Linked DNA regions of Homo sapiens: region 2 is linked to region 1. A link is a loop called in an ENCODE intact Hi-C map of the cell type or tissue named here. Cell type or tissue: K562. All regions are shown on one strand. Links, peaks and the distances in the headings refer to the core of each region. The heading gives the core; the rest is flanking DNA. Region 1 overlaps POC1B-DUSP6 (POC1B-DUSP6 readthrough). Region 2 overlaps DUSP6 (dual specificity phosphatase 6).

Region 1 (15,659 bases), core at 4,346-12,345:
GTTTACCTATGTAACAAACATTCACATGTACCCCTGAACCTAAAAAAAAATTTTTAAAGGGGTGTGTGTGTGTGTGTGTGTGTGTGTGTGTGTATTTGTGATAACACATCTTGTCATATAGGAATTAATTAAATGAATTAGGCAGTAATCTAATCACAGGGCTGAAGACTTCAAGAAGGACAATAGCAGAATAGCTGTGGGGAATAACTCATTACACTAACTTTCAGTAAGTTTGGAATCTTTTCCTCTGGGGCAATGTTTTAAGGGACGGGAAGGAAGGGAGAAACAAAAAAGAGAAGGAAGAAGAGAGATAACACTTAACTGGACACCTGCTGTGGAACAGGCACCGGCCACTTCCAAGGCTTCCTACAGTGAGCAGCTCTGAGCACTAGAATCTCTCATCTCCTTGGGGTGATAAATGAATGATGGCCCACTTTCCACACTAGTGGTAGTCACATGAAAGCACTGTACTTTGACATTAACTATTTCTCAGGAAAAAAGAGAAAGTTTGACTCGTATTGTTCGTTGTTTGCATTAGGTCAACCTAATGCTCCAACATTAACCTAGAACTGTAGTTTTCTTGATTACAGCATGGCTGACCCATGCAAAGTTGCTTACAAATACTTGAATTCACTAATGCTATTTGCAAATTACTGCAAGTGTCATAATGACACATTGTTCAGTTCTTAGGACTTTGTGAGGACCCATCTTGAGAAGGATTTGACTTCAAAAGATTGAGATTAAGGCTTAAAGAAAATAACCTTTGGAATTCAACCTCCAGTGAGGGAACTGGCAAGCAATCTTTGTTCAATATTTTTTTCAGAAGTGTCCTGAATGTAGGTGAACAGTAACCAGTGTGCTCCAGAGCCAGGCTCACAGGAAATCTGGGTGAGTCTAAAGAAGAAGAAAAAGAAAAATCTAATCGTGGGAAAGCATGGGAATAAAAAAAAAAATGAAAAAGGCAACTCAATACACTGTTTTTTTTTTCCTTTTTTTTTTTTTTTTTTTGAGATGGAGCCTTGTTCTGTCACCCAGGCTGGAGTGCAGTGGCATGATCTCGGCTCACTGCAACGTCTGCCTCCCGGATTCAAGCAGTTGTCCTACCTCAGCCTCCAGAGTAGCTGGGACTACAGGTGCGTGCCACCACGCCCAGCTATTTTTTGTGTTTTTAGTAGAGATGGGGTTTCACCGTTAGCCAGATGATCTCGATCTCCTGACCTCGTGATCCGCCCACCTCGGCCTCCCAAAGTGTTGGGATTACAGGCGTGAGCCACCTCGCCCTGCCAATACACTGGTATTCTTATCATTTCCTCAGTGCCCTGTCTTGTGCCTCTGGCCCTGCCCTGCTTATTCCACCTCAGGAAAGGACTATACTCAGAGGGCGCCTTCCTTGCCCCAGGACAGGTAAACAGGGTAAAGAATGGTGCAATGCCCTGCTGGCTTCCATTCCACATTGTGGAGGATGTTCAGGTGGAGGACATGCTGATTTCCTCCTCAACATCTGTTGTGTAGCCGCCATGTGTGAATGGGACCCTAGAAGCCATTAGGATGAGCCCAGATGGGTCCAAGCCAACACAACAATCCTATTTTCCTTGATCCAGTAATTGAATCAGGGGTAGTACAACCAGAGTGGACAAAATGCAAATCCATTCTTTCCCTCACTATGAAGGGAGAAGCCTTAGATCCAGTTGCATGCTGCTCACGGCATCTTGAAATTTCACGAGGGAAGTCACTCTGAGGATAAAGCTGACACACACACAAGAAGGCAGAGATGTGAGATGTGAGAACAACAGATGACTTGAGCCAGGTGACTGAGTCATGCCTGAGCCTGATTACCTTTAGGTGTTTCCCATCGGCATCCTAAGCGGTTCACGCAGCTTTCTGGAGGAAGTAAACCTGGAGAACACAAGAGTCCCTGGATATTATGTGACAGGTGTTAAGGTGGGCTGGGGGAGTGTTCCCACGCCAAAAATGTTTGCAAAGTATGGAATCAAGCAAAATGAAGTAGGCTACTTTAGAGCCATTTATAAAACCTAATACATATTACCCATTTCCAGGAAGGAACTACAGAGTGAAGCATTATGCAGACGTATTTAACCCAAGAATCAGATGGGTTGTCTGCTTCTGTATTCATTTGTTTTCTGGGAACACATCCGTGTTGAGGAGCACAGTTTGGGAATCTACACTAAGTTATTATCAGGTATTTACACCTTCATGTGTGAAATAGCAAGACAGAAAAGATGGTGGGCGCAGGACTTGAAATGTGAGAGAAAAACAAGGACAGGAAACAGAATTTCCTCCTTCCCAGGCCCAACCCAGAGCTCCTGGAACTGGGAGCAGTTGATTCAAGGTTGGTTTGCCATGCTGGCTATGTACCACAATAATCCCTGGAGCTTCTGGGAGCTCACCCAGATTCGAATTCAGCAAGTCTGTAGGATCCCAGATGAATGATATACATATGCATAGGTAAGATATAAATAAATAGGCCAGACATGGTGGGTCATTTTTATAATCCTAGAGCTTTGGGAGGCTGAAGCAGGAGAATCACTTGAGGCCAGGAGTTTATGACCAGCCTAGGCAGCACAGTGAGACCCTATCTCTTAAAAAAATTTGTTTTTAATTAGCCAGGTGTGGGGGAACGCACCTGTAGTCCCAGCTACTTGGGAGGTTGAGACAGGAGGATTGCTTGAGCTCAGGAGTTCAAGGCTACAGTGAGCTATGATCGCAGCACTGCACTCCAGCCTGGGTTACAGAGCAAGATTCTGTCTCAAAAAATAATTATTTGTTTATATCTTATAATATGTATGTGTATGTCTATCTATAGATATACTGTATTTGCAATTTGTTTTATGGAGATAGCATATTCATTTTAATAGTAATGGTAAATAAGTAACCTAATGACAATTGCTTCATGATGCACTTCAACAGTTCTTATTTTAACTTTTTTATTTTGAAAAAAATTTCAAATTTACAGAAAAGATGAAGTAATAACACAAGGAATTGCCATACACCTTTTACCCAGGTTCCCCAGTTGTTAACATTTTGCTGCTTTATCATTAGCTATCTGTCTTACCTATTTTCTGAAACAATTGAAAATTGGAGACATGATACTCCAGTTCCACTAGGAATGTCAGTGTGAATTTCCTAAAAGACAAGGCCAAAGGCCAGGCACGGTGACTTACGCCTGTAATCCCAGCACTTTTGGAGGCCGAGGCGGGCAGATCACGAGGTCAGGAGATCGAGACCATCCTGGCTAACACGGTGAAACCCCGTCTCTACTAAAAATATAAAAAATAAATAAATTAGCCAGGTGTGGTGGCAGACACCTGTAGTTCCAGCTACTCGGGAGGCTGAGGCAGGAGAATGGTGTGAACCTGGGAGGCGGAGCTTGCAGTGAGCCGAGATCGGGCCACTGCACTCCAGCCTGGGTGGCAGAGCAAGACTCCGTCAAAAAAAAAAAAGACAAAAGACAAGGCCATTCTCCTACACAGCCACAGTTGTCAAGAGCAGCAAGTTGGCATTTCCACAGTATCACCATTTAGTACACCATCTCAGTCATCCCATTCTAATTAACCTATTGTTCCAATATGTATGGACATTTTTTTTCCTCCTATTTTTGAATCCAACCCATGATCATGCGATTCATTTACTTTTGATGTTTCTTCAGTCTTCTTCAACCTAGAATAATTCTTCTATCTTTTCTTACCTTTCATGATCTCAATATTTTTGAAGATTTCATGCCAGTTATTTTGCAGGCTTCTCAGTTTGGGTTTGTGTAATTGTTTCCTTATGGTTGGCCAGAGATATCACAGATACCACCTTATGGTGCTGTGTTCCTCTCAGAGCGTCATATCAGAAGACACATAATGTCAATTTGTCCCGTTATTTGTGATGTTCACTTTGATCTCTGGTCAGAGTCAGGCAGGTATATTTAAAACAAACTTGAGGTTAAACACCACCATTTGGAGTATGACGGTTTCTTTGCTCCATCTCTGCATGAGAAGATGAAAAGAAGACAGGTGAAAAGAAAAGTGAAAGACAGTATATAACTGAGGGCAACGAGTTTTCTCAGTTTAATGATTTCCTTGATTATGAACAGGAAGAAAATATTTTTTTCTCTCTTCTAACAGAAAAGGGTGTGCTAATGACAGACACATTCAGGAAGTATCAAGTTTGCTATTACACAGATTATGAAACATGTTTATGCAGTATCAAACCAAAATATTACTCTAGGTCATGTTGCTTTTTTTTTTTTTTTTTTTTTGAGACGGAGTCTCACTCTGTCACCCAGGCTGGGGTGCAGTGGCATGATCTCAGCTCGCTGCAACCTCCACCTCCTGGGTTCAAGCGATTCTCCCGCCTCAGCCTCCCGAGTAGTTGGGACTACAGGTGCATGCCACCACGCCTAGCTAATTTTTGTATTTTTAGTAGAGATGGGGTTTCATCATGTTGGCCAGGATGGCCTCTATCTCTTGAACTCGTGATCCACCCACCTCAGCCTCCCAAAATGCTGGAATTACAGGCTTGAGCCACTGCGCCCGGCCAGGATTACCAATTTTAAACACATAGATGCATATTAATCGATAGAGATAAACATACAAGTAAAAGTTTTTACAAACATGGGGACTTTTTTTTCTTCTAAATGTATGATTAATAACTTCCAATATCAACGTATACACCAAATACATTGGAAAGGCTGCACCGATTAGGAAATTGGTTAAATATAACCAATCTGCTATTGTGAGGCTCTTAGATTTGTTTCTAACTGCCTGCTCTTACAAACAGTCCAGCCAGTGAACATTCAGGCAAAGTTCCTTAATCATTTCCTTAAGAAAAATTCCCAGAAGTGGTGTTGCCAAGTGAGAGTTTATACATATTTAAGTTTTCTTTCTTTCCTGATTTTCCTGCTCTAAAGTTATACCTCTTCTGGCCAGGCACGGTGGCTCACTTTGGGAAGCCGAGGTAGGCTGATCACTTGAGGTCAGGAGTTTAAGACCAGCCTGGCCAACGTGGCAAAACCCTGTCTTTACTAAAAATACAAAAATTAGCCAGGTGCGGTGGTGTGCACCTGTAATCCTGGCTACTCAGGAGGCTGAAGCAGGAGAATTGCTTGATCTCAGGAGACGGAGGTTGCAGTGAGCTGAGATCACACCGCTGCACTCCAGCCTGGGCAACAGAGCCAGATTCTGTCTCAAAAATAATAATAATCGTAAAGTTATACCTGTTCATCTCTTTCATATGTCCTAATAATCATATGCCATTTCCCTAGTCGGCTCATTCTTTTACACTTTCAGACTGCCCACTCTCTGCTGATGGCATTGCTTCCTATTTTGGTGAGAAAATAGATGCCTCTGGAAGTTTTTGAAATCCCCACCAACCCTTCTACCCACCTTCCAGTATCTGCGACCCTAAGCCTTGCCTCCCCTTCTCTTGACATGGAAGAACTGACTTCACTTTGGGCACTGGATCCTAGCCCCCTTTGCCTACCCGAGGATGTAGCTCCAGTAAGTCTCTAAAAAACTTTATTTTGGCAAATTTCTCTTACTTGAACCATCAAGTTTTTCTTCTTTTTCTTCTGTGGTTCATTGTCATCAGCATGCAGCTTTAATTTTTTGCATCTAGAGATAGACAAGCTGGGCTTAGTGGCTGTCACCTATAGTCCCAGCTACTTGGGAGGCTGAGGCAGAAGGATCACATGAGTACAGGGATTCGAGACCAGCCTGGGCAACACAGCAAGACCCCATGTCAAAACAAAAACAAAACCCGAATAGACAAAACCCTTCTCTAGGCCCCATTTCCATTTTCAGCTGCAGATTTATTTTTCTTCTCTTTGTAGAAAAACCCCTAGAAAGTGTTGTCTTCATTCACTGTTTCCAGTTCCACCCATTCTTTGTTAAACTCACTCCAATCAGACTTTCTTTCTTGTTTTTTTTTTTTTTGAAACGGAGTCTCACTCTGTCACCTGGGCTAGAGTACAATGGTGTGATCTCAGCTCACTACAACCTCTGCCTCCTGGGTTCAAGAGATTCTCCTGCCTTAGCCTCCCAAGTAGCTGGGATTACAGGTGCCTGCCACCACGCCTGGCTAGTTTTTTGTATTTTTAGTACAGACAGGGTTTCACTATGTTGGCCAGGCTGGTATTGAACTCCTGACCTCGTGATCCACCCACCTCAGCATCCTAAAGTGCTGGGATTACAGGCATGAGCCACCTCGCCTGGCCTGACCTTGAAATCTTTCTTAGCAGCCTTTATTTTTAGCATCTTCCCAAATTCCCCTGTCATCTTGATCACTTGTCAGTACACACACACGCACACACATAAACACGCACATCTCCTTTTCCTTTAATAATTGCAGGGATTCAAGAGAATGAAAATCTCTGCTCTTCAGAAAATTATGGAATGATCTTAAAGAAAATTTGTGGAATTTGAGAAGCCATCTTGTTAAAACCAAGCAATCCTAACTGTTTGAATTAGAGTTCGTGAATTGGTCAAACGTAAACACAAGCTGCCATTCCCTGGTGGATATTTACAGAACTGTCATGAACTGTTGCTGCCCCATATAGTCAACTGGTCGTGCACTGCATGACTCCAGGGGGAACACTATTTACATGCAGATGACAATGAGAAGTCTCTCCCTGGATTTGGTTGGTGTGACAACCCCCAAAAATGTCTGGCTGGATTAATTCAATTTTATATCATTTCTAGGTTATTTTCTTTTTCTCACTCTGTTCTTCTCCCTCCACATATATATATTTTGTTTATTTGTTTGTTTGTATGTTTGTTTTGAAACGGAGTCTCGCTCTGTCGCCCAGGCTGGAGTGCAGTGGCCCGATCTCGGCTCACTGCAAGCTCTGCCTCCCGGGTTCACGCCATTCTCCTGCCTCAGCCTCCTGAGTAGCTGGGACTACAGGTGCCCACCACTATGCCCGGCTAATTTTTTATAGTTTTAGTAGAGACAGGGTTTCATCATATTGGTCAGGAAGGTCTTGATCTCCTGACTTCGTGATCTGCCCACCTCGGCCTCCCAAAGTGCTGGGATTACAGGCGTGAGCCACCGCGCCCGGCCTACCCTCCCCATATGTTAACCATTTGTCTAAGAGAAGAAGACTCTATTGTAATAGTCAATTTTTAAAAATTATCCTTTTAGTCCCCCTCTCCCACAAAGTGGGGATGCAAGCCATTTGGCCTAGGAAAATGGCCAAACATGCCGTGGAATGAGTTTGCTGACAGGACTCTACAGAGGAAGCTTGAAAAGAAAGCAAACAGCTGACCTTTGAAACTCATGGCACCTCTGGTGGGACAGGCAGAGGCTATGCGTCTTCAGACCCTTCTGTCTTGGCTCTTTACTCTCTCCCCCAAATCACCTGCTCACACCCCACGATCTATGTGATGGGCCTTATGTATTTAAATCTAATTGTTTCTCATTACTGTTAGAACTTTTCAAACATTTTTTAAACCTGAGAATCTCTTTCTTCCAAACAAGGAATATAGCAAACTGTCATACAAAATGTTAAAACAGATCAAGGCAGAGCTGCTCTGTAAGCCTTTTGAAATTGGAATTAAAAACCTTGCACTTCTGCTGGAATACACATAAAAGCCTCTCCTTTTCCTCCCAGCCCCACCCTGGCCTCTGGTAGATTCTCCCAGAGAGGACAGTGAGGCCCTTGCCTAGGGTACAAAATTTTAGAGGGAGGCAGGGGGAAGTGGCAACAAAAAACTCAGTAACTAAGAGAAAGACTATTTTAATGCAATACTTTATTTATTTATTTATTTATATTTTTTCGAGATGGAGTCTTGCTCTGTCGCCCAGGCTGGAGTGCAGTGGCACAATCTCAGCTCACTGCAAAGTTCGCCTCCCAGGTTCAAGTGATTCTCCTGCTTCAGCCTCCAGAGTAGCTGGGATTACAGGCGTGTGCCACCACGCCTGGCTAGTTTTTGTATTTTTATTCAGGACGGGTTTCACCATGTTGGCCAGGCTGGTCTCGAACTCCTGATCTCATGATCCACCCACCTCGGCGTCCCAAAGTGCTGGGATTACGGGCGTGAGCCACTGCGCCCAGCCTGCAATATTTTAAATACAAAAATTCATGTGAACGAATTATTAAAATACTAATGACAGGATCAGCAATAGTGTCTTACTGAGCCATACTGGAGCCTGAATCAAAAGAAAAAATTAGTAATGCTAGTGATACTGTCTTTATCTTTATAATATTCTTTGATTACTGAGTTTTTGGTGTCCCTTTAAATTTAGGGCTTAAAGTAAGTGACTCACTCTCCTTAACTGAATTTTGGCCCTCATGCTATCCTTTACGTTCATCACTCTGTGTTGTTGTACAGCTGAATATTTCTTGTCTCTCATTCCCTCTTAGAATGCATGCTCCCTGAGTGCAAGGACAACGTCATACTCATCTTTGCATCTCTAACATATGTAACTTCTCTGGCTTCAGCTTGCTTATCTGTGAAATGCAAAACTGGGTAATCTTGAATGTCCTTCAGTATCTGTCTATAGAAGTCTATCTATAGAAGTTCAAGTCACCCCAAACTTTCTCTGCCTGGTGGTTGATGGTATCAATGAGGCAGCCACAAGAGTGCTGGTATTTTGCAACAGATTAGAGAGCTGTGTTCAGTAAAGCTAAGGGGTTATCTGTAAAACACACTCTTGGATGGATAATTCCTTTAAACTTTCATTTTGCTGGGACTGTACTTAAAAAGCCATTTGGAGGGTTATCTCTCCAGTAATGCTGTCCTCGTTGGGAAATTCAGGCATCGCCCTTTAATTAGGTCAAATATGTTAAGAAATAGCTTCCCCCTTCTGGTTCCTTTCCTGTTAGACTGGTTGTCTTAAAATGTGGGGAAAGGCCATGAAGTATTGAAAAACATTTTATGTTTTCTTACCATCCTTTGTGTGTAATTAAGAGGGGAGAAACATCTGAAAAGAGTGAAGCAGTTCATTGCAGGCATAAAAAGAAATGCATGGAGCACCTACTGTCTACCTACTATGTCCAGCCCTCTGTGGGAACAACAGCATATCAGACAAGATTTCTGTTCTCGATGAGTTTTCAAGACCCTGCTGGGAATGCAAACATGAGCAAAGAAAAGCCAGAAGTTGGTTTTATAGCCAACTGCCAAGATCATAAGAAAATGGAGTCAGAATCGTGGAAGAAAAGGAGGAAGCAAATTACCTTTAGGTGCCTACCATGTGAGGACTTGAAAACATTACATGTCTTTTTTTTTTTTTTTTTTTTTTTTTTGAGATGGAGTTTCGCTCTTGTCACCCGGGCTGGAGTGCAATGGTGCGATCTTGGCTCACTGCAACCTCCGCCTCCTGAGTTCAAGTGATTCTCCTACCTCAGCCTCTCGAGTAGCTGGGATTACAGGCACGTGCCACCACGCCCAACTAGTTTTTGTATTTTTAGTGGAGATGGGGTTTCACCATGTTGGCCAGGATGGTCTCAATCTCTTGACCTCGTGATCCGCCCACCTCAGCCTCCCAAAGTGCTGGGATTACAGGTGTGAGCCACCTTGCCTGGCCTACATGTCTTTTTTATATGAAAACATGTCCTCACTGTCTTTTGAGTTAAGTTCTAATATTAATATCTCTGATAGACTAATAAGGACACAGGGGCTTGTAGTTAAGGTCACTCATGAATATTATTTGCTTTCCCAAAGTATTTGCATAAAGTTATTCTAATATGTTTGAAATGGGTAACTGGATCTGGATACTATTTAGTTTAACTAAATTAGGAAGTATGGCTTGTCTTTCTTCCTCCTCAGTGGTATAGAGCCTTGGGTTTGGAAGTGGCTGTTATTTAACCATCTCCTCCCTGTGCGGTTTGCTTGTTAGGACACCGGTGACCAGAATTTGGAAACTCTAGTTGGGGAATTTACACAGGCCATTAATTTCATTTTCACACTCAAATATGATTTAGGCCCTGCTACTGGGTCATCGGAAATAAAGTACCCATGTATTTTATTTGGTAGTTCAAAAAGCTTTGTGTTCAGTGACCAGTTTTTCCCAGCTGGCTTTATGCTCCAGGATTGTCCTCTCTTATTTCCAAAGGCAGGCTAGATTCCAGCTGTTTCCATTAAGGAGGGCTCAGGTGAAAGCTGCCTCCTCCATAATTTTAAAGCCATAACCTTGAAATGATGGCTTTGGAGCAACGGAGCCTGTGAAACTGGCTCGGTGCTTTTTTTCTGTCTTTTTTTGATTGATTGTTTTCAGTTTACCCTGTTGTTCTACCTCTCCTCCTTCCTCCACCCCTGACCCTGGAGTGGGGGAGGGATTGGGATTTAACCATCCATGAAAGATTTGGTAGCCTTGAAATGTGGAGTTCTATTTACCTAGAGGCCAAATATGAGGCCGGAAACAAAGCACATATACCCGCCCTCAACCTCAACCTGGATCCGATCTTCTCATTGCAAAGCAAAGGAACTCAACGAAACTCTCCAAGACTCATGAGGTGCACTAAGTATTTCCACTGCTAAAGAAAGTCACATGACTTAAGAGAGGACAGTGAGTTGCCCAGCAGTGGCAACTTTTGAGGCAGGGACCACCTCAGTAAAAGTATCCACCATATCAATTTTAAGATTTTAATTTTAAAAAATGGTTACTTTCTGTTTCTGTGGGATGAGTAGAAAATCCATTCCATACTTGCTTAGTGACTTTTTAAAATTATCCAATGAAATCTTAATAGAAATATTGGTGCAGAACTCTTTGAATGTAAAATTTAAATCACCATACCAAAGGCTAAGAATATGAAATAGTGGAAGGATGGCATGTGATGGGCTTGTGGAACTTCTGGGTAAGTGGTTTGGATGGTTTCTTCCATTAGGCAGTATATATGTGCTTTGAGTCAGACCTGTGTGTCTTCCTGGGTCTATCCTGACAGCTGATAAAAGGCTTGCAGCCTTACATATCTTTCCATGGCCACACAGTCTTGTTAACACACGGTGGGCAGAGTGGCCTGGAGGTGGTCAGTGAGTCAGCAGTGTGTTTCCCAGGATGGTGAAACACAACTCTTTAAAACTCTCTGGGGACTGTAAGAGACCCAAGGGGAAGAAGGCAAAATAAGTAGAAAATATGGTTCCTGGAAGAGCTTATAATTCAATTGTAGGAAAAGAACCCAAATACAGGGAACTTCTCATGAAGTGAAAGTCATGAATACACCCAAGCATACCATGGCACACAGGGCCATCTCAACTGTTCATGGATTACACTACCTACCATCTATATCTCCCCGACCTTCCTCTACTTGAAAATCCAGCTCAGGCATCAGCTTTTCCAGGAAGCCTTCTGACACCCCAGAGGATGAATGTCTTGTCCTCATACTTCCGCATGCCTATCTTGACCATTGCCCTTATCACAGTTTATTAGGATGTTTTTTTCATGTGAACTGTGACCTCCATGAGGGCAGTGACTGGGGTTTACTCATCAGTGTAGCCCCAGCACCAAGCCTAATGCCAGGCACAAGTAAACACATGGTCATAGTGAGCAAATCAGTCAACAATAACTGCTGAGGGTTTACAGTGACAAGGAATGACTGTAAGGTCATCAGGCATAGATCAGATGAGTTGAGTTTTGAATGAAGTTTGAAGGAAGTAGAACTAATTGGATTAGTAGGAAGAAGATTGGGCGTATCATTTATGGGAAATGTCAGTAGCTGCCTTGAGCTCACTCTCATGGAACATTGTACAGGGGATTTTAATGAGAAATGGAATTAATAAAAGAGGAAAGAGGATAGTCAGAGGACTGAAAGCACTTTGTATTCTGGACTTGATAGGCAGACTGTAATTCCACTACTGTAGATGAGAGGGTGGGCCAATGCCAGCAGTGCCCTGATCAAATTCTCACCAGAGAATCTATATTCGGCTTATTTAAATCCTAAAGTGCTTTTAGTTTAATGCAGCATTTCCTTCATTTCCTGTCTGAAATCCTTACACATATTTCAGTAGTAGCTGTGGGTTATTTCCACAAACTACAGTAAACCTGCCCCCGCAGAGGTCCAAGCCAACTGAAGTTTTTCCTTAAGGCTGCAACCTTCTTATCTTCAAGTGACCTTAATCTCACATTTATTATGACTTGAGCATCATTTCTCATGTATTCTCATATAGTAAAAAGCCCTTACTTGAGTTCTGCAATCACAGCAGCACCATCAGGAAGAGGAAATGAGCAGAGTTGTTAAGCAGAACACGCTGTACCTTTTTAAACATTAACCATTGTTCAGGTCTGTGGACCGGGCTGCTGAAAGCAATGGTGGGAATCAGGAATTACATGCAAAAAAAAAAAAAATCTACCTATGGAAAATTTTAGCATTCCCTTAATCTGTCTTGGTCCCCAAAGTTATATGGGCTTTTATTTTTAAAGACATAGAAGTGTAGTTAAGCTGACTTATCTCTTATCTAAAAATAACTCTATCTGACCCATGTCATGTTCAGAAGAGGACAGTCATGCTGTCTGACAGCATTTAAGTTGGTTTGACCTCACACTATTAGTATATTACTATGGAAGTGGTTTGTGTTCTATGAGGAACTTTGTCTTAGCAATTAAAAGGAACTTCATAATCTTTGCTATTTGCTGCCATAGCCTAGACATATAGTGGGTTAGCAGTGATTTTATAATTAATGAGTAACTTTTCGTTGCTCTCTTGATTTTGTTTTTCTATAAATGTGGATCACGGAAACCAGCATTTAAATGATTCTATGAGAAATGTGGTGGCTGGCCTGGTGCAGTGGCTCACGCCTGTAATCCCAGCACTTTGGGAGGCCGAGGCAAGCAGATCACCTGAGGTCAGGAGTTCGAGACCAGCCTGGCCAACATGGTGAAACCCTGCCTCTACTAAAAATACAAAAATTGGCTGGGCATGGTGGCATATGCTGTAATTGAAGCTACCTGGGAGGCTGAGGCAGGAGAATCGCTGGAACTGGGAGGTGGAGACTGCTGTGAGTTGAGATCGTGCCACTGCACTCCAGCCTGGGCAACAGAGCAAGACTCTGTCTCAAAAAGAAAAAGTGTGGTGGCTGCAGTCATCATTATTGTCATCATTTTGTTACTGGGCACTTACTATGAGCCAAATACAGAACAAATGATTTCTGTACATTAGATCCTGGCACTTCTATTGTAGTACTTCTCAAGGTGAACTTAAAGGTGTGGTATAAGTATCTATCTCTGCTATATGACTAGTCTCCAGAGTATAGGGTCTATATCTTATTCTGTTAGCTATTCTAACATCCTGCATGTATCAAGGCACTCAATAATTGTCTGTTACATAATAGAAACAACTTGAGATAACAGAATTATACCACTTCCAGGATCTTTAAAAAATTTTATAGGCCGGGCGCGGTGGCTCACGCCTGTAATCCCAGCACTTTGGGAGGCCGAGGCAGGCGGATCACACGAGGTCGGGAGTTCGAGACCAGCCTGACCAACATGGAGAAACCCCATCTCTACTAAAAATACAAAATTAGCCGGGCATGGTGGCACATGCCTGTAATCCCAGCTACCTGGGAGAATGAGGCAGGAGAATCGCTTGAACCTGGGAGGCGGAGGTTCCGGTGAGCCAAGATTGTGCAATTGCATTCCAGGCTGGGCAACAAGAGTGAAACTCCATCTCAAAAGTAAAATAAAATAAAATAAAATTATTAGTGTAGTACTGTTGACACAATGGTATTTCTAATAACAAATTCTGGAAACAAACTAAATTTTAACTCTAGGGAAATAGTTTAATGTAAGCAACAATATAACTACTCTATGTAGTATTAGAGTGCTGGTAGAAATGAAAATTTTTGAAAACAAAACTTGTCACCCTGAAAAAGCTTCTGATGATGTCAGGCAAAAGTGTCATAATACTAAATTGTATATACAGTTTGGTTGCTGCCATGTTAAAGGAGGAATGTTATTCATAAAGACAAAAAAGAACCTAAGGAAAAAATGTACCAAAATTTTGATAGTAGTTAAGGTGGAATAATTATGGACTTTTTTTCTTCTTTTCCCTGTTTTCCACATTTTCTATGCCACTTTTATATTGAAAATGTAAACACAATTTTGAAAGAAAAAGAAGAGGCCGGGTGCGGTGGTTCATGCCTGTAATACCAGCACTTCGGGAGGCTGAGGTGGACAGATCACAAGGTCAGGAGATTGAGACCATCCTGGCCAACATGGTGAAACCCCATCTCTACTAAAAATACAAGAAAATTTAGCTGGGCATGGTGGCAGGTGCCTGTAGTCCCAGCTACTCGGGAGGCTGAGGTAGGAGAATTGCTTGAACCAGGGAGGCGGAGGTTGCAGTGAGCCGAGATTGCACCACTGCACTCCAGCCTGGCGACAGAGGGAGACTCTGGCTCAAAAAAAAAAGAAGAAGAAGAAGAAATAAATAAAGAAAAAGAAAACAGTAATGTTTATAGCATTATCCTTGGTTAATGAGGTAATGGGTGATATTTATTTAGATGGTTCTTACTTTCAAAATTTTCTACCATAAACATGGATAACTGTTTTTTATTTTAAAAATTTCTAAACATAGCAAAGGGACACGTGCAGTGGCTCATACCCGTAACCCCAGCACTCTGGGAGGCCAAGGTGGGAGGATTGCTTGAACTCAGGAGTTTGAGACCAGCCTGGGCAACATGGCAAAACCTCATCTCTAAAAAAAAAAAAAAAACAATAATTAGCTGTGTGTGGTGGTGTGTGCCTGTAGTCCCAGCTACTCGGGAGGCCAAGAGGTGGGAGGATCACATGAGCCTGGGAGGTCAAGGCTGCAGTGGGCCACGCTCCAGCCACTGTACTCCAGCCTGGGAGATAGAGCAAGACCCTGTTTAAAAATAATAATAATAATAATGATAATAATAAAGCAAAGGACATTTGGTAGTAAAACCCTTAAAATTCATGTCTCCTTCCTGACCCCAGTGGTTCAGAAGACTCCTTGGAAGACTCTATTGGGTCAAATATGAAAAGATCTCTGTGGAATTCCTCAAACTCACGTTTGGCCCAAATGACGGATTGCTTAACGGTGCCACTGTTGTGGTAGTAATGCAGACTGTGAATAATAAGAACAATAATGAAAGTGTGGCCATTTAACTCGAATGCTCGTTTGATTTGCTGAAAGGCAGAAGCTTTCTATGTCGGTTAGATGTAAACTGCACAGTTCGGCAGGCCACACTGTGAGGACAGGCCTGGAATAAGGGATGTACTTGTACACGTATCATGACAGAAACACATTTACTGTGAAGGCAGCTGTTACTCAAAATTATAAAAGGCCTGGATGTTGGGAAATTTTTCCCTTCGAAGTCCCCTATGAAGATTTCAGAAACAGCTTTCCCCAGTTTTTTCACCTCTAGACCGTCTCTGTATTGAGGGGTCTCTCCCTATTTACCCTGTCTGCCTGCTTGCTCTGTTTTTCTTCTTCTCCCCACCACTCTTAGCTCTCTTAGGTACCTTGCTTCTTGCTTATTTGTTACCACAATTCTACTGAGATGTCCTGACATCTCTGGCTGCAAGGCACTATTAGCAGACGGTTCCCATCTTGTTTTAAACAATCCTCTTTTAGTGTCTACTTTGCATAGCTCCTGGGCTCCATTAGCTTTAATTATCTAGCAGGAGAGCCATCCAGACAATTTCTGGTGGAATAAAATTGGACCTTTCCACTGAATAACAACAAAATAATAATA
Region 2 (15,659 bases), core at 3,628-11,627, 52 kb after region 1:
TGAAGCCCGGGGCAAGAACTGTGGTGTCTTGGTACATTGCTTGGCTGGCATTAGCCGCTCAGTCACTGTGACTGTGGCTTACCTTATGCAGAAGCTCAATCTGTCGATGAACGATGCCTATGACATTGTCAAAATGAAAAAATCCAACATATCCCCTAACTTCAACTTCATGGGTCAGCTGCTGGACTTCGAGAGGACGCTGGGACTCAGCAGCCCATGTGACAACAGGGTTCCAGCACAGCAGCTGTATTTTACCACCCCTTCCAACCAGAATGTATACCAGGTGGACTCTCTGCAATCTACGTGAAAGACCCCACACCCCTCCTTGCTGGAATGTGTCTGGCCCTTCAGCAGTTTCTCTTGGCAGCATCAGCTGGGCTGCTTTCTTTGTGTGTGGCCCCAGGTGTCAAAATGACACCAGCTGTCTGTACTAGACAAGGTTACCAAGTGCGGAATTGGTTAATACTAACAGAGAGATTTGCTCCATTCTCTTTGGAATAACAGGACATGCTGTATAGATACAGGCAGTAGGTTTGCTCTGTACCCATGTGTACAGCCTACCCATGCAGGGACTGGGATTCGAGGACTTCCAGGCGCATAGGGTAGAACCAAATGATAGGGTAGGAGCATGTGTTCTTTAGGGCCTTGTAAGGCTGTTTCCTTTTGCATCTGGAACTGACTATATAATTGTCTTCAATGAAGACTAATTCAATTTTGCATATAGAGGAGCCAAAGAGAGATTTCAGCTCTGTATTTGTGGTATCAGTTTGGAAAAAAAAATCTGATACTCCATTTGATTATTGTAAATATTTGATCTTGAATCACTTGACAGTGTTTGTTTGAATTGTGTTTGTTTTTTCCTTTGATGGGCTTAAAAGAAATTATCCAAAGGGAGAAAGAGCAGTATGCCACTTCTTAAAACAGAACAAAACAAAAAAAGAAAATTGTGCTCTTTTCTAATCCAAAGGGTATATTTGCAGCATGCTTGACTTTACCAATTCTGATGACATCTTTACGGACACTATTATCACTAAGACCTTGTTATGGCGAAGTCTTTAGTCTTTTTCATGTATTTTCCTCATGATTTTTTCTCTTTATGTAGTTTGACTATGCCTTACCTTTGTAAATATTTTTGCTTGTGTTGTCGCAAAGGGGATAATCTGGGAAAGACACCAAATCATGGGCTCACTTTAAAAAAAGAAAGAATAAAAAAACCTTCAGCTGTGCTAAACAGTATATTACCTCTGTATAAAATTCTTCAGGGAGTGTCACCTCAAATGCAATACTTTGGGTTGGTTTCTTTCCTTTAAAAAAATTTGTATAAAACTGGAAGTGTGTGTGTGTGAGCATGGGTACCCATTTGATAAGAGAAATGCATTTGATTGTGAAGAAGGGAGAGTTAAATTCTCCATTATGTTCGTGGTGTAAAGTTTAGAGCTGGAATTTATTATAAGAATGTAAAACCTTAAATTATTAATAAATAACTATTTTGGCTATTGAATGTGTGTTTTTAAAAACTCAGTTATACCTATGTGTGAAGTGACACATTTTAGAACTTTTTCATTCAGGGATTGATTTTGACTTGTAGGCATAGTAGGGCAAGGTTCTTTTAAGCTTTTCCTAGAACGTTTTTCAGCAGCAGTTTATGAAATTCATCGTTTGCCACGAATAAAGATGACATCCTAGAATGGACCGACTGTACCGTGTATATGAACAATACCTCTTATGAGTATAGTTCCGGCTTAAGATTTTAAAGCCCCTGAAGAAAAATGAACCTATAGAGCATAGCTTGCTGAGGAATACAATTTGGATATTAACCACAGAGAGGTGTAGCAGAATACCAAGATGACAGCCACATGTTAACCTCCTCCCTATCCTTCACTGTCAGGATCTTCTGCTTTATAATGCTGAGATAATGCCAAAGAGGAAGTAGGGATAATTCTTTTTCCAGTCTGTTGTCATGGGCAATTCTACCTGCAGATATCCTAGTGTGAGAATGCTGAATCCAGAATGATGTCTCCACTTTTTCCCCTAGCATGCGCATGGCAAGGCATATCTAAGCTTCCTCACCGTGTCAGGATATGGCTTTAGAATTTTACATTGGCACTTAGGAGGCAACTTTGTCATCCCTGTTGTAATGTGCTTTTTTGTTTAACTGGCTTGGGATGTGGGTCAGAAACCCTTATTGAAACTTGTGGGGATTATTTTAGTTTCTTTTCAAGCTAAAGACTTTATATCTTGCCATTTTTCTTGGGACCTACCCTCTCCTTACCTCAAATGTAAAAATACACAAACCAAAATAAAAGGCAGGTGTATGGAATCAAAAGAACTAGAACGTACTTATATTTGGGGCTCTTTTTGCATGAGCTCAGTCCCTTCATGTGAAGTGGGGAGAAGAATGAGCTTTTCACCTACATGGCACATGAGTTGACTGCTTGGTCGTCTACACTAACTTAGGAGGCAAGTGGCCTTCATTCGATGGCAATCATATAAAACTGTCCATGGTGATTTTTAAGCAACTAAGTATAAAAAGCAAACAGAAATAGTGCAAATATATATATATACCAAGTCAGTCTGTCCTATTTGGGTGTCCCAAGTCAGCAAGAGCACAGAAAGGAGAAGTGGATTGCAGTTCAACTTGGCTCGTGTTAATCCAGTTCTGAACGGTTTCCGCTCCTGGCATTCCCTAAACTGCCTGTTCAAAGTAAGGATTTGCAAGCAGCGTTAGCAATTTCCTGTCCAGCTGCAGCTCAAGTAGCTGGGTGCTTTTCCCCCCTTTCTTTTCTCTGATTTCTTTTCTCTTTCTTTTTCTTTCTTTCGTTTTTTAAAAAAATATGGGCTGTGGATAATTTTAGTGCATTTCCTCTTTGTGGATTATTATCTCTTTCCTCCTAGAACCTGCATACATTGAGTTCCTACTGCTTGGCTCAAGCCGACAGCTGGCCTCCCCAGCACTTCCTCTCGTTTTACTGTGGGTTTGTTGTTTGTCAGTCCACTTCTGAAATTAATAATGTTTTCTGGCTAAGTGCCACAAGCCATTACCACAAAGGGGAAGTAACACATATGAATAGCAGGAAGCCATGCAGGGTCACAGTGTGAGCTGAACCTGTGGAGGGAGCATAATTGAGCCTGGCCCATTCAGCAAGTGTCTGACTGCAATTTGGGGAGAGGGAGCTCGCTGCATCTAAGCAGCTCAAGCTGTGAAAAAAAAAAAAGTTTCCAATAAATTGGGAGCAAATGGTCTTTGTCACCAGTCTGAATAAAGGAGAGAGAGAGTATGAAGAGCTTAGAGCCTCCATAAAGTTGCAATGTTTGAGGTTTCTCCCCCTTCTCCTGACATATTGTTTCAGAAGGCTGGTGAACAGAGGGGTGCCTGTTTCCCTCTATTCTCACCAAAGGACTCATGTTAAATGGGTGGTTTTTACGGTTCACATAGGCCAGAAGATTCAAAGAGCTATTCTCTTTCCTTCTTTTTCTTCTGTGGAAGGTGGAAGGTTGTAACTGACAGCATGGGCCCCCACCTCTCTCTGTGCCTCCCTTTCTTCCAGCTATATCAGGGCTCCTCTGGTTCCTTTGTGCTTGCAGTAGCCGCGTGAAGGCGATCATTTTGCATCTTGGAGTTGGGCTGGCTTCCTGAATGGAGCCCGCACGGTTACTAGGGCAACCTTTGCCAGCAGCTGCAGTTCCACCGCCTCCTTCCTCACCTGCTGTCCCCATTAGTAGCTTCCTCAGGTCTCTGAGAAAGCGCTACCTTTCCTGGCCTTTTGCAGGGGCAGGGGGGTAGGGTGGGGTATGGCTTTTGGGAAGGGGAGGTTATCAGCAGGTTTCCTGGGAGCTGCAGGAGACAGAGATTGCAGTGGTTAATAGTATGAACTGGTCTTAGCGTTAAAATAGGAATGAAAAAGGGTTATCTGGGGATAAAAATACCAACACAGTCTTCAAAGGAATGAAAACTGAGACTTGCACCAACCTTGACAATTAGGAGACCTGAACTGTAGCTGCTGCTTTCTTGCTAATGAATCAGGTAGCCCTGGGCAGGGCACCCAATCTTACCGCATTTCTTTTTTCTTGTCTGTAAAAATGAGGGAGTTTTTACCTCCCATTCTAGGATTCTCTCATAATTCCAGCTTCTGTTCATGGATTGGTGACACTTATTACATGATAAAATGAGGTGCGGAGCAGGTGAAACAAATAACTAACATTTATCATGAGTACCAGATACTATACTTTGTATCTCATTTAATCTTCAAAACAGCTCTGTGAGATAGGTCCTATTATTATCTTTATTTTGCAAAGAGGAAACTGAGGCAGAGAAAGGCCAATAAAGCCTAAAGCCACCTTTATGGGACACCTGACACATAATGTTAGAGAAGGTTTGCATATCCAGTGCTTGTTACTGCAGAACTGAACCTTGAGCCTTTGGCTCTTCCTGTTGGAAACTGCTTGTCATCAGTATTTGCTCCCCTTTATAAAGTCTCATGATGTCGGCTAGGAAATGCTGTCCCCATTATACAGCTGAGGAAGTGGAGGAAGCAGAGGTTAAATGACTAGCCAAATTCCATGTGAATTCCACAGCCACATGGGAGGCCCCAGCTGGTGTGCTGTCAGAGAGGTGTCCACCGGGGGTAAACTTCCATCCTCCTTCTCCGCAGAGAAGTTGCTCTTCCTTGGTCCCATTGGCACTTAAATTATAAAACTACTTTTCCTAAGTATCTCTAAAATGGCTACCAGCTAGCATAGGGCCTGACCCTGACCCTTGCCCATACTCCCCTTTCAGGATGACACAACTAAACTGGCCCCAAAGAAGTTCACTTCCTCACTCTTATCCCTCCTAGAGGCAAACTGGGAGAGGGAGGTGGGTCAGGGGAAAGGGGAAGGGTGTGAAGAAGCAAGGAGGAGAGGCAGAAGACATATATATGGTGCAGGTCTACAGAAGAAGAGAGGTAAACTGACCAGCAAATTAGCAAATAATGGAGATGGGGGTTTTTAGGATACAGCCAGGGCAGATCATGTGGTAGCTGGCTGTAAGAAAATATCCTTGAAATGTCCTCTTAAAAAAAGTCAGTCTTCAGACTTTCAGCTGCTTCAGAAGGATTACTTTGGGTGTAAATTTATATGCAGTTCCTCACACAGCCATAATCGTTTTCGGAAAGATCCTGCAAGACTTTCAAATACCCTTGTTCCTCCCGTGTTCTCACTGCTCACTTAGCAATTGGCCCTGAATCAGTCCAGTTATGGTGAACGAATTTTCAAACTTCTTTAAAGTCCAAAATCGATTTCCTGAGAATATTGAAGGGCACAGAACAAAGTTCAAACAACTCACAAATATTTATCCAGGCCTTGGTGTGCATTGCACTGGTTCGATGAAACAAGTTAAAAATAAAAGGCAACGAAAGACCTCCCAGGAGCCCTCAGAGGCTGAAGGCAATGACCCGTTTCTAGATGGAACCGCTAAAGTGCCCAAATCAAAGAGGAGCCCTGAAGAAACTACCGGGCAAGGTCTTGTATTTCCCTATCTGCTTCCAACTAACATTTTAGATCCCACATTTTATTTTTTTATATAGGAAAGGATTAATGGCCCACATGTATGCAATTTGACCCACTCACTTTCTTACTTTGTCATGGAAAACACCACTAGAGAAGGCGTGCATATCTATTAGCCATCACTGATGTAATAAAAACATGTTAAACCACCATACCGTCAAACATGAACTCTCAGACACTCAAAGGAAAAGTGAGGAAATATCATTCACTTTTTGATAATGACATCCGAGAAAGCACGAAGCAAGTCTGGAAAAGGTTGCTAATTCTAAAGAATTCTGTTTCCTACTTTTGGGGAAAATCTAAGTATTTATCACGTTAAGTATTTTTCATTGGGTCCAGTTTAATTCCTACTGCAAACACGAACAGAAGGAGGAAAGAAAGAGCGGAAGGAGCAGCAGGGGATCTTCGGGTGTACCTGGCTCTCTGAAAAATTGTAGCAGGAATACCCTTTTATCTTATGTTCCATTTATTTATTGCTACATTACAAAGCGCCCCAAAACTTAGTGGCTTCAAATAACAGTCATTTATTTTGTTCCTAAGTCTGCATTTGGTCAGGGCTCAGCAGGGGAGGCTGGCCTCTGATCAGCGCAGTTTTGTCAGGGGCAGCTCAACTGCTGGCCAGAGGATTCATTTCTAAGATAGTTCACTCACTTTGCTGGTGAGTTGGTTTTGGCTTTGGCTGCCCACTGGGACCTCTGCCAGGGGCCGGGGCTGGGGACTTTGGTTCTCCATGTGGCCTAAATTTCCACATAGTATGGTGGCTGGGTTCCATGGGTGAAATCCCCAGAGAGAGAGAGAGAGAGAGAGGCTGGTGGAAACTATGTTGATTTTTATGACCTGCTCAGAGGTCACTTCTGCTGCATACAAAGTTTAAGGAGAAAGAACGTAAAAATCCATCTTTTAATGGAGGAGAGGAAAAATTCTGAAAAAGCACAAGAGATGGAAAATATTGTTGCAGTTGTTCTTGGAAAGTACAATGTGCCACATCTTGGTTGCGTGAATGTTGTTTCAATGTGGGACTGTGAGAGTAATAGTGAGTACCCACGGAGATAGATATGAAAGTGTTTAGCCATACTAATTTCTTGGTTCAATCTTGAAAACATTCAACAACTGCTATAATTGTTCCTTTATTCCTATTTTTTTCATCTGTTTCTAACGTTAACAGTAGAGTAATGCCGTCAAAACACTCTTTAAAGGCCGGGTGCGGTGGCTTACGCCTGTATTTCCAGCATTTTGGGAGGCTGAGGCGGGTGGATCACGAGGTCAAGAGATCGAGACCATCCTGGCCCACATGGTGAAACCCTGTCTCTACTAAAAATACAAAAATTAGCTGGGCGTGGTGGCGCACGCCTGTAGTCCCAGCTACTCCGGAGGCTAAGGCAGGAGAATCGCTTGAACCCGGGAGGCAGAGGTTGCAGTGAGCCGAGATCATGCCACTGCACTCCAGCCTGGTGACAGAGCGAGACTCCAGCTCAAACAAAGAAACAAAAAAATTTTTAGATTGACCCATAAAATAAAACAGTTTTTATAAAAGAATATTAATTTTTTTATTTTGTCAGAGAAAACATTATATTTGAGATTGAGTCGCCCAAGTTATTGAGTGTAGCTATGGTATACATTATTTTCATGCAAAATATAGTGTTTCATGTATTACATTATAGTAGGTAATCTTACATTGGTAGAATTTGGGTTTTTCCCCCTAATTTTGACTATTTTGAACAATACTGCTAAGAATACTTTTGTGCATGTATTCTAATGCTCATGTGTACACGTTTCCCGGTGGTTTGCAGAGGAGTGGAATAAGCATAGTTTGTGTAGAACCTCAATTTCAGACAATTAAAATCGTTTTTGAAGTGGATATTCCAACTTATATTCCCACTAATGATATTTAACTTTTCATACTCTCCCAAATTTTTTATAAACACTTGTTTTGTTTACACTTTTTAGTTTTCACCTATCTAGTAGATGTGAAATGGTAGTTTATTTTGATTCTAATTTCCATTATTCTGATTCCTAATGAGGTTGGATCCTTTTCTTGTGTTCATTGGCCATAAGATATTTTATTTTGTGAAGAGCCTGTTCAAATCTGTTGTCAAGTTTCAGTTGTGTTACTTCTATTTTTTTGTATTGATATCAGAGGTGCTTGGACACTCTAAATACTAGTCCTCTATTGAGTATATGCATTAAAAATATCAGTACAATGCTTTTCAAACTTTGTTCCTCAGGGAAGGACCAGGCTACATTTGGAGGCAGGATGTACACTGCACAGCTCTACAGGGTATCAGTCAGAAAGATAATGATACAAATGGCCATGCCCAACCTGTATAACCCTACATGGAGTTCTAGGAGACTCATGTGGGACTTGTGCCTAAACATATTTGAAATCCACTCATTGAATCCATTTAACAAATGTGGAAACAGAGTCAGAGAGATTAAGTTGAAAGAATAGATACTTTTGATTATCTCGATTGAAGTGGGGCTGGCCTAGAAGTGTTTTTGGTTATACTAAATCTTGAACTCAGTTTTGAAGAGGGGCTAGTTTTTCACATAGATGTGGAAAAGATGTGACAGTTGTGAGTAATGAATTACACCCAGCTTTGGAAGTAGTAAAAGACAAACTTCCTCGCAAGAGATGGCAACAATATTTTTCAAGATGTAAAACAGAGATAAAAAATCAAGATGCTTAGGGATATGAGAGATAAAATTTAAAGAGAAGTTGCAAAGTGCAGAAATAACTGTATTTTTTTTGTCTGCCTATCCTCCCTTCCCAGTTACTTGTAGTTGTGGAATTCTACAGTATCAGGGAGGACTAGGTTCAGAAGTCTACAACAGAGAATGAAAACTGAAAATTATCAAAACTCATGAGGGTTTATTCTCATCTATAAAAGCCAGGAGTGGGAAATTCAAGCCTGGTAGGACAATTTTATGAGATCATTTGAGATTCAGGCTTCTTCTGTCTTTGATCTTAAAGATCACAAGATAGAGATTCCCTGTCCAGTCATACATTCTGTCACCGAAAGAAGGAAAGAGAAAAAGAAAAAAGGTTTACTTCCTTGAGTCAATTCTCTTAAAGATGCCTGCTGGAAATCCTACAGCAGACTTGTACTCCATGTTCTTAATGGCTGGAATTAGCCACATGGCCATAGCTAGAGAGGCTGGGGATACAGACTTTCAGTTGGACACAAGCTTCCCCTAATATTAGTTTGGTGCAAAAGTAATTGTGTTTTTTGCCATTACAATCATTGCAAAAACTGCTATTACTTTTGTACCAATATAACTGAGGTTCTGTTTCTCAGGAAGTAGGGGGCACTGAATGTTAGTCATCTACCTTCTTCTTTTCTGGAGAAAACTCCATTCCCATCATAGGGAAGGGTATATAACCCAGCCCAGGCCAAAAAAGGCCTCATTTTCTGGTTTCAGTGATTGTTTCAGGGGTGGGACATGATTCCATTTCAGCCAATCAACTTATACCTTGGATTCATCTATGGAAAGGATTTTCTCTTAGAGTTGCTAAGCCCCGGACTTACTGATTCAGAATTTTTGGAAATGAAGCCTGGGAATCTGGTTTTTTATAAATGGCCCTCAGGTGATTCTTTTGATTGTCCTGTTTGGGAATTACCAGATCTGCCATGTGTAGTAAACCAACATTTAATCTAGCATCTCCTCTCTTAGGGCATTCAAAGAACAACAGCATTAAAGGGAGCTTGCTAGATGTCTTTCCAAAGATGGACATCAAAAGGCTGAGCATATAGTGTAGGTATAACTGCACCATAACTATCATGGGCTCACAACTATAGACTTTTAGAGTTATGATTTTTTTTCTAGTTTGTTACTTGCCCTATAAAGTAGCACTTGAAAATATAAATAGTCCTAAAAGCACTTTTTTAAAAATTTTACCAGGGCTTCTAGGTCTGCTTTGCTGGGATTTGGTGTCAGAATCTGTGTTCACTTAATCAGTACCCTTTGTGATTTTATCAACCTGATCCGCCAACTCTTATGTTTTGTCTTTCTAGGCTGAAGTGTTTTAAAGTCTCTTTGGTTTCTTTTCAAACCCTAATCATTTTAAGGGACCTCCTTTAAGTAAGTTCCAGTTTCATTATGCCATTTTTCAGGTTTGATGGCTGGAACTATACTCAGTATTTCTGGAGCCAATGAATTCTGGTGTCTCTCTGTGTATATGTGTGTGCGTGTGTGCAAACGCTCATAAGATTGTGCTTTCTATTTTGTTTTTGACATCCTTCCTGATGATGCTTGCTTTTGTGACTGCCACAATACATTGGACCGACCCCTTCAGGGAATGGTCGGCAATGATGCCATCATCCTTTTCCTGGATCACGTCTGCACTCGGAGTCCTTGGTCTTCTAAGCACGAGGTGCGTTCTCTTTTCCTGCAGCTATTCCTGTGCAACCAACTGCACTGAGCACGGCTATTTACTGGCTACTCACACATCTCTGCAAGACCTTCCTGACGTTTATTATTGTCATGATGATGTTTGAATTCTCAAAAAATCTCTGTGTCATCTATTGATTTGAATTTTCACTTTATTGATGTTTAAACCACTTTTGAAAAATGATAGGCATACATACATACAGATTCATGAAATACACATTTTTAATATATCCTCCAGCAGAATAGTGATTACTTCTTTAATATGCCCTTATAATATCCATCAGCAGCCCACAATAATAGAATCTGATTGACAAAACAGTGAGCTTCATATTAAAATATAGCTTTACGATAATTTCAAAATTCCTTATCCCCCTCCCCCAATTTCAATGAGATTGTTATTCCCAAACCCTTCCTATAAGGATATTTTGGAATTGCCACTGATCTCTATCCAAGGTTTCACATTTTTGAGTCCCTTCTAACTCTTTGACAGAAGCAATTCAGGTTTAAAACTTTTAAAATGAGAAATGCTGGCTGAGTGGACCATAAATTATGCCCATGGTTTGATGAGGCTATCTCTGTTCTGATCCTATTTTCAGCTGAGGAGTGATGGTTACAAGCTCAGTCAGTGGGTTCAGTTTTCCCAGATGTGAACCCAGATCTGTCACTTGTTAGCCATGTGACCTTGCCTAGTCTGTGTAGATCCTCAATTTCAGACAAGTCTCTCTGAGCCTTGGTTTCTTCACCTGTGCAATGAGAATAATAATAACACTTAGCTGATGGAGTTGGGAGGATTCAATGAGAAAATTGACGTAAAGCACCTAGAAAAATGCAAATAAATTGTAATTGATGAGGCTCTGGGGAATGGAATTATGTATGCCACTATTCATTTATTAATTCAACAAGGCATAGACAACCTATTATATTCAGGGAATGTTCTGAGTGCCATAAAGAGATAAATTAGACACAAATTTGACCTTTCAGCCTTGAAATGAAAACAGCCTTGAACATAAATCATTATAAGATATAAAGTAACAAGTAGCATAAAGAACATAGTCTCTGGATTTAGACTCTTGCAGGTTCAAATATAAGCTTCATCACTAGCTACCTGTGTAACCTTAGGCCAGGTGCTTAATCTTAGTAAGTTTCCCATCTGTTAAAAAATGGAAATAATAATGGTATTTACCTCACACTGTTGTTATCCGGATTAAATGAGAAAATGCACGTAAAATGCTCAGCACTTCGACTGTCACATAATGTGTAACATAAACTGCTTTCATAAGTAAGATCCAGAAGTACTGCAAAAATTTAGTGGAGCAGGGGATTTTATTTTTCTTTTGTTTATATCCATTTGTGGAAGGGAAAGGTCATGGAAGACTTCTTGCAAGAGACTGATAAATCATAAAGCCAATCTATTATTTTTGTTTGTTTGTTTTTTTGAGACAGAGTCTCACCCTGTCACCCAGGTTGGTGTGCAGTGGTGCAATCTCAGCTCACAGCAGCTGCTGCCTCTTGGGTTTAATCGATTATCGTGCCTCAGCCTCCTGAATAGCTGGAATTACAGGCATGCACCACCATGCATGGCTAATTTTTCTATTTTTAGTAGAGACAGGGTTCTGCCATGTTGGCCAGGCTAGTCTCCAACTCTTTTTTTTTTTTTTTTTTTTTTTTTTTTTTTTTGAGACGGAGTCTCGCTGTGTCTCCCAGGTTGGAGTGCAGTGGCGCGATCTCGGCTCACTGCAAGCTCCGCCTCCCAGGTTCATGCCATTCTTCTGCCTCAGCCTCCCAAGTAGCTGGGACTACAGGCGCCCGCCAACACGCCCGGCTAATTTTTTGTATTTTTAGTAGAAACGGGGTTTCACCGTTTTAGCCAAGATGGTCTCGATCTCCTGACCTCGTGATCCGCCCGTCTCGGCCTCCCAAAGTGCTAGGATTACAGGCGTGAGCCACCGCGCCCGGCCTAGTCTCCAACTCTTGACTTCAAGTGATCTGCCCACCTTGGCCTCCCAAAGTGCTGGGATTACAGACATGAGCCACCATGCCTGGTGCAATTTATGAATTTAAAAAAGAATACATTGTGCTGTTTGCCATCAGGCTGGCTCAACTATCCTACGAGGTAGGTTTTGTAGGGATATTAAATTTCCATCCTTTAGATGCTTAAACAGAAACTCAGAGAGTTTAAATTAAGTAACTTGCTGAAGGTTCCCCAGGTACTTGATGAAGCTGGTATTTGCTCACAGGGATGTTTGACTTGAAAGCCCAGCTGCTGCTTTTTTTTTTTTTTTTTTTTGACAGAGTCTGGCTCTGTTGCCCAGGCTGGAATGCAGTGGTGTAATCTCGGCTCATTGCAACCTCTGCCTCCCAGGTTCAAGCAGTTCTCCTGCCTCAGCTTCCTGAGTAGCTGGGATTACAGGCGGCCACCACTGCACCCAGCTAATTTTTGTATTTTTTTAGTAGAGACAGGGTTTCACCACGTTGGCCAGGCTGGTCTCAAACTCCTGACCTCAGGTGATCCACCCACCTCGGCCTCCCAAAGTGCTGGGATTACAGGTGTGAGCCATTGTGCCTGGCCAAAAGCCCAGCTTTTTAACATCTGCTTTATACTCTTCTCATGGTATATTGCTCATGGTACAGACTACTCTCTTCCCAGGGTGAGAATAGAGTTGAATTTGCGATCACAACATTGCTGATGAGGCCGGAATCAAAATCAAAGGAGTTTGTGCCATACTTCATCTAAGTTATATAAAGGTCAAGAGAAATATTCCTGCTCTGCGGTAAAACAAACAAAACAGACAAAACCACATCTTTTAAGTTACTGGAAGGTTAAGTTCGATTGAATGATGCTGGATACCTCTGATAGATTTTTATCCTTTGGCTCTCTTGTCCTTGTCTGTTTTCTGGAACTCCAATACCCTCCACACCGGCCATTAAGCTGTGGCTAATGAAAACACAAATTAGTTACATTGCTTACAGGTTAGAGTCTTTGCGCTACTCTAATCCCTTGATGAGAGATGGGAAACACCCTGGTTTTATCAACAGCAGATTGACAGATGGTTTTCTAATGGTCAAAATGGCATCTACATTTATGGAGCCCTTCCTTTGTGCCAGGCTGGAAGCTGTGTGCAGATGATCTCATCTCATCTTTAGTACCCTCTTGCGAGGTAAGGTTACTGTCACACAGTGGTTAAGCACAAGGGCTCTGGAGCTTGATGGCTAGGTGCAAATTCTGGCTCCATCACTTACTAGCTGTCTGACGCTAAGCAAGTTGGCTAACCTCTCTGTGCCTTAGTTTCCTTATCTGTAAAATAAAAATAAAAAAAAAAAGACATGGTCAGAAGTAACTGAATTAATACACTCAGTATGATTAGAACAGGGCCTTGATTGTTGTAAGTAATTAATACATGTTAGCTCTGTCGGGGAGGGAAACTTTTTCCTCTATCCTCTTAGGTTTAACTTTTGGAGGCTTGAAAATTAAACTCACAAAAGATAGATTAGCAAGAGAAAACATGTATTTTTATTCACATAAGTACTTGGGAATTTACCAAAAAGTATGACTCAAGGAGGTGCTTAGAATTGGGTGAAGGAGAGGGTGAAGGAATAGGTGAAGGAGGAGAGAGGGAGAAGATTACTTATAGGAAAACAAATGACTTGTAGGAAAGATAAATAGGCCTGTAGGAGAATAGATGGGAGATACTATCATTTTGTGACAATGCCTGTTTAGGTGATTTCAATCTTTCCTGGTTACAAAACTCCTGGGAGGGGAGTTTTAACAGTTGAATTCTTTTAGGAGGCTCTGCTTTTAAGCAGATAACGAATGTTTAGAAGAAAACTCTTCACAGTGTTATATTCTGGATTCTTTCAGCTCTTATTATCTCCATTTTGTAGATGGGAAAATGGAGGCTTAGAGTGATTAATTATCTAGGATCTCCAAGTGGTAAACAGTAGCGCTGAGATTTGAAACCGGGCTGGGCTGACCTCAGAGCCTTTGATCTTTCCGCTAAGAGGTCTCAAAAGGAGAAACTCTAATCTTATCTGAAAATTCTAGGAGCATATAAATTCTTTGGGATAAATTTAACATACTGGATCTCAGCATCATCATTTGCAAAATGAGAGCATTGAACAATATGAATTTTAGTGGCCTTTCCATCTCCAAAGACATTCCTTGTTTTGGGAGTTTTAATCACAATTATTAGAGAAGAAGTAATGGTCACATATCAAAGAATGTACTAGAGGAGATATTGCAATGTGTGTGTGTGTGTGTGTGTGTGTACACCCACGTCCATGTGTGTACACCTGCATATGTGTTTCAATTGCTCTGAAAAGACTGATTGTCTTAGGAAGGAAAGGGACCATCCTAAGATGTAGATACTTTAGTTATTTATTTCCACTGTATATGCTGTTGACCTAGGATTCTGCACGTCCTCAGGGAGTGTCTCTTCCAGGCCTTTTCCAAAAGGTGATTGGCAAGGGAAGTTCTTCTAAAAGAGATAAGTGGCTTCTAAAAGTAAACTCAGAATAAATGGAGTACAAATTCTGTTTACGAAATATTTCCTGGTTGATGGCCACTAACGTGCAGCCCTGCATGACATGTTCTTTGAGGAATGAAAGAAGTGAAGTTGAATTCTGTTTCTCCATCATTTGGGAAAGATATTTACGAAGCCGTCCTGAGTAGAAGATTGCATCATTTCAGAGCAGAAACTCAAAACTATAGTAATGGATGCTACAGTGTGGGAGATGTGTTTACTTTGGAGACCATTGAGAGATGTGAGAGGCTTTTGAAAACTCATAACAAAATTTGTTCAGTACATTCTTTGTGATATGTTAAATTTGCAGAATTCTTTGCACGGCCACATGCAATTTCTGTGAAGTTCACTTCCTCTATGCCAAATATCCCTTTGCATTTTGTGTGGTTGAGCTTCAGAATTGTGGGGTTTTGCTGATGGTGGTTATTCTTAACAAAGTCTTTCCCTCACTCCTTGGAGGACAGATAGGAAAGGTACATGCATGAGCTAGTTGAGTCAAACATTTTCCAATTCTTCTGTTCCTCTTCTTTCTTTTCAAAACATGTATATATTTTTAAATATTTCATTTTTAGATGTTGAGTCTTAGTGATACTAATCTAGTACCATGATTCTTGTATTGATTCTGAATTTTCAAGATGATTTCTTCAGCCTAAAGATAGACCAATTTAAAGTCTAACTGTCTGATGAGGTGAAACCTATAATTATACAAAAAAAACAAAAAACAAAACAAAACAAAAAAAACGGGTGGGGGTGGTTACATGGGAAGAAAAGTGAAAGATTACTAGCTGACACCCAAAGACATAACCTAGCTTTTTCCCCCACCTGAGAAAAAGAAATAAATAAAAGCTAACCAAACAAAATATAAGGAGAACTGTAAATAAATAAATCACCATTGTCCCTGAGAACCTGCCTGCATGGGAAGGAGAGGTGGGCTATAGCCCATAAGGACCAGAGAAACAAGAAAGGAAGTGGGTGAGATTGCTACATGAGTAAGGTTCTGAGGAGTCATTAAAGCAAAAGGGAAACTAAATCCCACTGATGTGTAGATTCAAGGCTCCGAGAGGCCCTAAAAAGTGGGTGGAACTCCCAGGTCATCAGGAGGTCACAAAAGGACAGAGGAAGCTCAGGCAGCCTGGAGTCATGCTTTCTAAGGGAAACTAGAGTTAAGCCAGTTCTTTGACTTGGCTTAAGAAGTGTGCGTAAATC

Evidence for each region. Hi-C counts contacts between places; a loop is a spot of excess contacts. Peaks named below come from ENCODE experiments on the same cell type or tissue, not always from the same donor. Only the 100,000 strongest peaks of a DNase experiment are listed, where the experiment ranks them.
Region 2: a loop joins it to region 1, with 2.0 times the contacts of the local background. A loop is called at or near these places in 22 of 110 quality-filtered maps.

Annotation. Positions count from the first base shown.
Region 1 is chr12:89,386,773-89,402,431 of GRCh38, reverse strand. The region is part of intron 9 of POC1B-DUSP6 (POC1B-DUSP6 readthrough); the gene reads left to right. LOC124902980 (a long non-coding RNA gene) reads right to left here. Exons shown (of 2, transcript XR_007063400.1): 2 at 7,735-8,060. LOC124902981 (a long non-coding RNA gene) reads right to left here and starts at 4,232. Exons shown (of 2, transcript XR_007063401.1): 1 at 3,707-4,232. It also overlaps a transcript of POC1B not described here. In K562, for the core only: no CTCF peak of the experiment used is centred there; DNase peaks (open chromatin) are centred at 8,471 and 10,919.
Region 2 is chr12:89,333,902-89,349,560 of GRCh38, reverse strand. DUSP6 (dual specificity phosphatase 6) reads left to right here. Exons shown (of 3, transcript NM_001946.4): 3 at 1-2,326. The coding sequence ends at 307. It overlaps POC1B-DUSP6 (POC1B-DUSP6 readthrough), which reads left to right. Exons shown (of 11, transcript NR_189589.1): 11 at 1-1,496. Among named protein-coding and RNA genes, the nearest start is that of DUSP6, 11 kb to the left of the region's middle. RefSeq lists an enhancer at 3,209-3,388. In K562, for the core only: no CTCF peak of the experiment used is centred there; no DNase peak of the experiment used is centred there.